Linked DNA regions of Homo sapiens: region 1 is linked to region 2. Evidence: chromatin contacts called from ENCODE Hi-C or POLR2A ChIA-PET data. All regions are on one chromosome and are shown on one strand. Each heading gives the region's core, a stretch centred on a gene start or an enhancer-like site at or near the end of the contact. The rest is flanking DNA. Distances are from core to core; before and after follow the strand shown.

Region 1 (4,649 bases), core at 938-3,437, 130 kb before region 2:
TACAACTCACAGGACAAGTAGCTAGAGATGATATCGCTGTTGGTCCTGTGGCTGTAAAAATACATCATGGTCTTAAAATCTGTAGCAACTGTGTCTTAAAAGGCACCAGTGTGAGAATATTCATCTGCGTAGTATTCTTTTTTTTTCCAAAAAAAAATTTTTAAATTTAAAGTTCTGGGATACATGTGCAGAATGTACAGGTTTGTTACATGGGTAAATGTGTGCCATGGTGGTTTGCTGCACCCATCAACCCGTCACCTATGTATTAAGCCCTGAATGCATTAGCTATTTATCCTGTTGCTCTCCCTCCCCCTGCCCCCACCCCACAGGCCCCAGTGTGTGTTGTTCCCCACCATGCATCCGTGTGTTCTCATTGTTCAGCTCCCACTTACAAGTAAGCACATGCGGTGTTTGGTTTTCTGTTCCCGTGTTAGTTTGCTGAGATTATTTATTTATTTGAGACAGCATCTCACTCTGTTGCCCAGGCTGGAGTGCAGTGGTACTCAGCACAACCTCAGCTCACTGCAACCTCCGCCTCCCAGGTTCAAGCGATTCTCCTGCCTCAGCCTCCTGAGTAGCTGTGACTACAAGTGCATGCTACCACGCCTGGCTACTTTTTGTATTTTTAGTAGAGACAGGGTTTCACCATGTTGGCCAGGCTGGTCTTGAACTCCTGGCCTCAAGTGATCCTCCCACCTCGGTTTCCCAAAGTGCTGGGATTATAGATGTGAGCCACCGCACCTGGCCCCATTTCATTTATTTTTGAATCACTGTATCTTTTTATTCCCATTTCCCCTGATATCTCTCCCTTAAGCTGATCACAATTAAAAAACAAGGTTAAAACAATAATTCAAGCTTCATTGTTTTAATTTGTGTTTATTGAAAGAGTTTTAAATACCCTGCTCTTATTTTTAAATTGGATGGATAGAATATTTTGTGAATGGTGAAGCCATCAAGCAACAAAATTTATTTTTGACTAACACACCAGAGTTTTTACATCAGAATGTTTTGAAACTACTTGGAGAGAATTCTTTCTCAGATCCTCAATGAGAGCAAGATCTTCCTTTGGGGGAAGATTTTTAGAAACAGCCAAAAATGAGTAAAATCTCTGAGGCTTTAACAGCTATCCTTAGCATTCTCTAACAAGGTTTACACTTTTCTTTCCTAGTGCCTTGGGCAAGCTCCCTTGGGTTCCACCCTCCAATACCCTCCCAAGTATACCTGCTCGGTGACAGGATCTGGGGACAGGGCAGTTACTCTAGGTTCTTCTGTTCATAGGGCCTGCCCTGGCCCTCCTCTAGCCCTACCCTTCTCCATGGGTCAAGGATCTCATGGGCCCAAGTGGCTCTGTCCCACTAGACCCTCCTTGAGGCTCCAGAAACTCCCAAGTTTCCTGCCCAAGAGTCCCCAAATGCATTTTCAGGGCCCGTGTGGCCTCTCCTTCCATCTCTCCAGCCAAGGGCAGACTGCCCTGCTGCTGTGCTTACCCTTGGCCAAGGGGGGAAAGGGCAGCTGTTTGTGGGGGGCTGGGGTATCGAGGGGCATTCACCCAAGATCCCTCGTGGTGTGAGACAGAGCTGGGAGTGAAAGAAAATGGGGGAGGGGAGACCTCGAGGTTGGGGGCCCTCCCCTAATGCTGTATTTTGACTTGGAACTTTAAGGAGTGTGAAAATTCTAAATCTGAACCTGGCATTCCATCTCGTTATGAAAGTATTTGTCAAGCTAGGAGGATAGAACATATTTGATTTCATGTTATGTTAGCTTGATTTATAAGTTTAAATACTGAGGCATGTGGTCCGTGGCCTCTGTTTATACTCTTGCCCTGCATGGGTTAAGAGGCCTGAGCTGGGGCAGGCCGGTTGCTCTGGCCTGGTGTCTGCCTCCCAGCTTGGAAGACCCCATCTTCACCCCAGATCCCAGCTTTTAGCTCCCCCTTGGTGTCCTATTACTGGGCTCAGGGCCAGCCTCTTTCACCCCTCCAGCCAACCCTGGTTCTGAGAGCCCTGGGAAGGGAATTTCAACAATTGGGAACCAAACCTGGTGAATCAGGCTGGGACTCAAGCTTTTGTTTTGTTTGCTTGTGTTTGTTTCAAGATGTGGGAGGCCATGAAAGAGGAGGGCTGCTTTCTTCTGTGGCAGGCTGTCTCTTCCGGCAGCTCCACAAGAGATCTGGGGAGTTGGCAGCAGGCCAGTTGCAGGAAGTAGACGGTAGTTGGAGCTCTACTGAAACAGAGAGATCAGATGTGTCAGACAGGGAGACAGTGGAGCCCAGATTCAGGGCAAGACTGTGAGTGAAGCCTGCAAAGCCATACCAGAGCTAGATCCAGGAGGAATGACTGAGCGCTGGTCTGTAGGGGACAGCAGAACCCCCTAGAAGTGTGTTTCTCAACACTCCTCTCACGGAGAGCACTGTGAGGCATCAGGAGGAGGTCTTAGTCCAGGGTGGGAGTGTAAGACCCCCAGGGGCATGTTGATGACAGCAGAGTTTGTGCAATGCCTCCTGGGATGGTGGGCTGAGTGACTGCAGGACTTCCTTCTGTTTGGGGCCCTGTTCTCTTCTGGACTCACTGCAGGCTCTGAGATGGAGTGTCTGATGGCACCATGAGTGATGAGTAGACCAGGGTATATGTAACAAGGCACTAAAGCAGAGGGCATGCTTCAACTGGCAGAGGTCCTGTTCATGGTCCAGCCCTCCAGCAGCTGTCCTGACTGGCCTCTTCCTTGCCAGAACTCTCATGGCCAATGAGTCCGGACTTCATATTTCTCCACTTACTAAATCTACAGATGTGTACCCTGTCCCTCTACATGATAGGTCCCTCTACATTATCCCGGTAGCAGTGATAAGGCCTGACATTCTAGTGGGGTAGACAGACAAGAAATGTTACTGGCGGCGAATCTGTACAGGTCTGCAGCAACCTCAGTTCTTGCCCCCTCAGAAGGAAGAATTCGACTGAGAGACATAAGGCAGAAGGAGAGGCCGAGGCAAATTTTGGAGCAGGAGTGAAAGTTTATTAAAAAGCTTTAAAGCAGGAATGAAAGGAAGGAAAGTACACTTGGAAGAGGGCTAAGTGGGTGACTTGAAAGACAAGTGAGCTTTGAGCTTTTGACTTGGGGTTTTATACGTTGGCATACTTCCGGGATCTTGCGTCCCTTCTCCCCTCATTCTTTCCTTGGGGTTGCCTGTTGGCATGCACAGTGGCCTGCCAGCACTTGGGAGGTGAGCATGCGCAGTGTGTTTCCTAGAGTTGTACGCATGCTCACTTGAGATGTTCTCCCCTTTCCAGTCAAGTGTTCCTATAAGGTCATATACCAGTGAAACTCCACCATTTTGCCTTTGAGCTCACATGTGTGAGCCCACTCACCCAATTCCTGATCTTATCAGGAAGCTACTGATCACTTGTTTCAGGTTTTTTCCTATCTATAGGGAGACTGCCTTTCCCTGGAGCTGGCTGTGACGGATGATTCCTTAAGAGAAACTGTTAACAACCGCCCGACCATCACCTAATGTTCGCCTGACATTCCTGGTGGTGAGGCGGGGGTGGCTCTCTCCTCCTGTTTATGCCTGACTAGCTGCCCACTGTAACACAAAGACACAGAAACATACAAATGCATCTCAGTAGGACCAGAAAGCAGGGTCTGAGTGTAGAGTGTGACTGGGAGGGGGGACTGTTTTACATGGGGAAGGGGGGATCGGAGTAGGCCTCTCTGAGCAGGTGACATTTGAACAGAGGCCCCAAAGGAGTGAAGGAGCCAGGTGGGTACTGGAGAGAGAAACAGCGTTGGGCAGAAGGGTGTGAAATGAGTGAGGGGAGGGTGGTGGAAATGAGGACGGGGAGGTAGCCAGGGTCCAGACTGTAACTGCTTGAGGGGTTCTTCCTGCTCACTGCATAAACAAAGACCACAGCATTGTAGTAGAGAAAGAGTATGATAGACACAAGCCTGACCACGCCATGTGGGAGATGGAATCTGGACTCAAATCGTGTGAAGCTTCTAAGTTAGGGGTTTTTCAAAGGCAGTTTGGGGGAAGACCAGGTAATAGGTGCTTACTGCTGATTTGTTGGGGTGGAAATGAAATCAGTGGGGGTCAAAGCTGTCCTTTGAAAGGCTGAATCACTCCTGGGTGGGGCCACAGGAGTGGAGTTGGCAGTCCAGATGGAGCCATGGGTGTCAGACATGGATAAAGCCTGGAAAGATATCTGAAAAGGCCAATCTACAATAGTGGTGTTATTTGCAGGACTAATTGGGCAAGCTGCATATCTTATAACCTCCCGAATAATGGCTGACAATGTTTATATCCGCACCTTAGCGGGATTCAGGCTTCTCTCCTCCCCCAAGCCTGATGGCCTCCCATTAGCTTTACAAAAGCAGTTGAGTTTGGCACAAGGCCTATTATTTACACTGTAGCCTAAATGTCTTCCAAATTTAGCTCAGCCCAACAGTCCAGGAATAATTAAAGGAAAGGCAAGATTGGGGGAGGTTTAGCTTAGCTTACTGTTATAATTTTTCTCACTGATATAATTTTTGCAAAGGCGGTTTCCAGATGACCTGGGGCCTCATTGGTTGTGGTGAGGACTTTGGATTTTACATATGGTGATGGGCTATTGTTGGAGGGTTCGAAGTAGGACAGTGATATAATATGACATCCACAG
Region 2 (4,213 bases), core at 1,646-4,145:
AGAAAAGGACTCTATAGGCTACTCAGAATCACCAGGTAAAAGCTAAATTGTACTCTCCTCTTCACCGGACTCCAATCCTTAGCCACTATTATACAAACATTCTTTAAATTCACCATTTTACAATTAGGAGATTTTGCAAAGCAAGCTTCCAGGATCTTTGAGGATTCCCCCGGCTTGGTTTAAGATACCTCAAGGAAATGCTCTGAACCAAACTACTCCTAAACACACAGATATGAAATAAGCCTTAGGAGTTTTAAATCAGATAAAGAATTTCTCTTTGAAAAAAGTCTCTGAACTGATCAGTCATAAACAACAGAATGTACATCCAAGTTTCATAAGGAGACAAAACACGGTAGTAACATACTGAAGGATACACCATTCCACAGAACAGGAAACACAGGAAATGAGGAGTGCCAGACAATCTTTTTATTGTTCACTGAAAAATGCAGGTCTGCAAAGAGTCAATTGCATTGTATATTGAATGCAAGGTCTGATATTGCAAGTATATATGACATGGTATAACATATAAAATATTACATATTTTACACAGTGACAGTACCCGCCTCTTCTAAACACTAAAATTTAATAGAATGAAGTAAAAAGCCTATTAAATAAGAAACAAACACTGCAATCATAAACAAAATGCACTAAGCAAAATACTTTAAAATTGTTGTGTGTGACATCTATCTTGTCTACCTGGAGTTAGGAATGGTGGAGCCCAGAAAAAAACTGAGCTAACAAAAACAGCCAACACCCTCCAGGAACTCTTCCCTGGAATCAGGCCGCTGGTGCCCGTCACAGGCTGCCCCCATCTGATGACCCAGCCAGGCTTCAGGGCTGCCTGAGGGCCCACACTGAATGCTAACGCCTGTCTGGGGCTGGGCTGAGGTGAATGGGAGGAGTACCAGGTAGGAAGAAGCTTCTCTCCCAACTGCTTATTCTGCATCCATGCTATGGATATGAACACCTAGTGTTTCTGGTGTGAATCTGCCACTCTCCACAAACATTGAAATGTGATTGAGAAGAAAATGTTAACGCTGGGAACAAAAGCCATTTTCTACGCAGTCTGCAGATATCATCATTAATTCCTTTCATCCATGTTTTCATTAAGATGCTCTAAAAGAGGCTGCTGCTATTATACAGCCAGTCAGGCAAGCCAGGATAGAGGTAACAAAATTTCTCCAGTTATAACTAGTAATTCAAATGAATCAAAAATAAATATAGCTTATACTAGAGAGCAACACAGTCTCTATTATTCACATGGTAATATATTCAAGAATTGCAACAATATTCACAATTCTCTAAGGTCAACATATTTCCCTCCAAGCAGAAAATCCTGAATGGAAGGGAGTGTATAACATCAATAACTCCTGTTTGTCTCACATAATATCAGGGCTCAGAAAGCTCATTATAGATAACAAATGCAAAATAAAAAAAAAAAAGCATTTCAATATATGTACAGCAACAGAGGAAGACTAGGCCCTCCCTCTGGGCCTCCTTGGCATAAGGCAAAGCATGGCTATTTGCGACAACAGTGTCTAAGCTGACTCTGGAAAGGCTCATGTTTTACGATAAATCAGAATTACAAAGTTCCTTCATTCACAGGTAACAAAGGATTATTAAATAATTTCCTGAACTAAGACAACAGTCTCACCATCAAAGAAAATTTTCTTCTCATCTGAGTTTTTATAAATGAGATTTTACAATACCCAGCTTTTTTAGTTAATATGAAACCATCGGCGTACAGAGAACATCCTCAAAGCTCAAGATGAGTAAAGCTAATATTCTCAGACTTTCCACACTCTACAGAGCAGCAAATATTTTATCAGAATATCCATTTAACACAGTTTTAAGTCCATAATAACCAACTATGTATTTTTCTTATTCAAAGAAGACCATGTTTTGATAAGAATAATCCCAGTTTGATGAGTATCCTATTCCCCTTGATGTTGTACAATAAATGTCACTGTTGAGTCTCTATATCCTTGACTCTTCCAGTCAAAGGAAAATCCTGTATAAAGCTGGAAAACTGCAAACTCCAGCGGAAGCACTAGTGTTAGTGCTGAAGTAAACTTTAGGGGAATAACCACAGTCGCTTATCAGACTGTTTACAGCATTGATAGAAGCCCTCCTCTTCTTTTATCTCTATTATCTCTATTTTATCTCTAAACATTCTAATATTTTAAACATGGGGGTTCACTGATATCGATAAAGGTCTAGTTCATGAGTAAGGTTTTGGTCTCTGGAATGATGTGTGGCTAGCCCAAAACACTGGCTATGTTAGCTTTAAACATGATCATTCTTCTTCCCACCACAATCTGTCAAACCCGCCCATCCGTCCTGCCACTGTCACTCCCCCAGCCCCTCAGGATTGCTGCTCCTCTCTTCTGAATGTTCTACTGCATGTATGGTATTCACTGAGACATCACTTTAATGTATAGGTCATTTGCATTTCATGCCACCAGCTCCCCAAAAGACATCAACTGGGAACAATTTCTAATAGTAAAGGCACGATTTGCCAGAATTTTCCCTTTATAAAGGAAATCAAAGGACCTGTCTGGAAGCTGAAAGAACACCTTGGGTATTCCTGTAAAGGGAACGCTGTATCTGCTACCAAAACCCAGAGACACTGACTAGATCTAAAGAGCATATGGATTATGCAATAGTGTGAGATTTGGCAGTTTAAGATCTATTTCCAATATTACATTAAGCCATTTGGGTGAAAGTGTTGTTAGTATCACAGGAGCAAATGAAAAGTGTCAATGACACCCTTTTGGCTCATTTCCTTGTGCTTCTGGTTATACTTCCACCAGCTCCAGTGAAGCCTGTCCCAGGGCACATCACTCAGCTCCCCGCACAGCTGCTCAGAGAGAAAACAATGCACTTCACCTCAACTAGTCCAGCAACTGGCACTCAGATGGTGAACGCTGCAGCCAACGGCCTTGGGGCAGAGCCCATGGAAAGCTTTAAACAGGCTTATAGACATTGCATAAAAATTCCTGATTTTAAAATACCTTCCCAAGGAAGTCACAAAACAATCATTTTTAGTTAATAAAATGTAATCTATACTCAAAAACAATGTAATGCCTCAGAAAGCAAAACCTGGAATGGAAGCACTTCAGAAAAATACGGCTTAATCAGTATCTTACTTTGGCTAAGTTACCACAGTCAGCGTAATTTATTATTGCATTTAGAAGCCCAACCTACCGTGTTCTCCTAAGATGGTGAAGTACACGCAAACAGTGAGCAGGGGTGATAGCCCTTTAGCCTTTTGTGACTTCAGAACTTAGGAAGATAAAAGATAACCAGGATTTGACATTCAGATACTTACTTGCTCAGCACGAGTTGAGTTAGGAGACAGCTAAAGACCAGATTCTCATCCACTTAAGGTGTTCTCAGGAAGCTCCTATTTGGATACCAAACCAGTGGGTCTCAACATGGCTGCACATCAGAATCACCTGGGAAGCTTTTAAAACTCACCACGTGCCCAGGCCAATTAGCTCTGGAAGGTGGAGCCCAGAATCAGTCGGCTTTACACTGTCCCAGGTGATTCTCGTGCAGCCAGGACGCACACCACTGAGCACCCCTTTCGGAGAGCAGTTGTGTGAAAGCCAAGTGAATGGAACGCATATCTGCATAGTTTTATTTCTTTCTCAATTCCACCAGAAAAAGGGATTTTCAGAAAAAGGCACAGTTGTGCTTCCTCTAAAGATGTAGTCTGCGGTTTGGGAAGTGCTGGTTCCCTGAGGTTATCTGGAGCGCTGGTTGTAAAGAAGAAAGTTCTTGTCTTGGCAGAGCAGGCAGAGTTTCAGGCTTCGGCAGCTGCCTCCCGCAGCTAAGAATGCCCAGGTGCCCATGAGCACCAGGATTATAAATGCTGACGCCAGGTTTATTCCATAATAAGAACTTATGAAGGTCTGCAAAAGAAAAATAAATCAGCTTGGGTAATAACAGCAAGCTTATTAAACATGTGGAATAACCAAAGATAAAGGGAAGCATGGAATACTTTCAAGAACTTGGGTGTGTTTCACCAAACGTATGATGTGTGTCATGCGTTAAGGCCCTGAGGCATGTAGAACTAAGCTGGTCAGCAGATACTGTGGGTCCCGTGTTTTGCTGTATTCAGATGGTAACCCTAGAAGGCAGTCATTAGGCAGAACCTAATGGAATATACAATACAAGATGCATGTCGTGTAACTAGTTTCTATTCATT

The links. Hi-C counts contacts between places; a loop is a spot of excess contacts on that map. ChIA-PET counts read pairs that join two places held with the same protein, here RNA polymerase II (POLR2A).
Region 1: a loop to region 2 is called in a map of naive thymus-derived CD4-positive, alpha-beta T cell, with 2.1 times the contacts of the local background. The contact joins two enhancer-like sites. A Hi-C loop is called at or near these places in 2 of 168 maps with a recorded cell type or tissue (endothelial cell of hepatic sinusoid and naive thymus-derived CD4-positive, alpha-beta T cell). POLR2A ChIA-PET finds 5 or more read pairs at or near these places in 3 of 52 experiments (H1, OCI-LY7 and activated CD4-positive, alpha-beta memory T cell).

Annotation. Positions count from the first base shown.
Region 1 is chr15:63,434,534-63,439,182 of GRCh38, reverse strand. It overlaps LINC02568 (long intergenic non-protein coding RNA 2568), which reads right to left. Exons shown (of 7, transcript NR_120375.1): 7 at 1,647-2,220. Among named protein-coding and RNA genes, the nearest start is that of LINC02568, 47 kb to the right of the region's middle. Within about 2 kb of position 2,187, at least 25 of the 41 ENCODE cell types and tissues checked have a DNase peak (open chromatin) inside an H3K27ac peak, as active enhancers do.
Region 2 is chr15:63,305,318-63,309,530 of GRCh38, reverse strand. It overlaps APH1B (aph-1B gamma-secretase subunit), which reads right to left. Exons shown (of 6, transcript NM_031301.4): 6 at 405-3,917. The coding sequence ends at 3,750. Among named protein-coding and RNA genes, the nearest start is that of APH1B, 30 kb to the right of the region's middle. Within about 2 kb of position 2,895, at least 2 of the 41 ENCODE cell types and tissues checked have a DNase peak (open chromatin) inside an H3K27ac peak, as active enhancers do.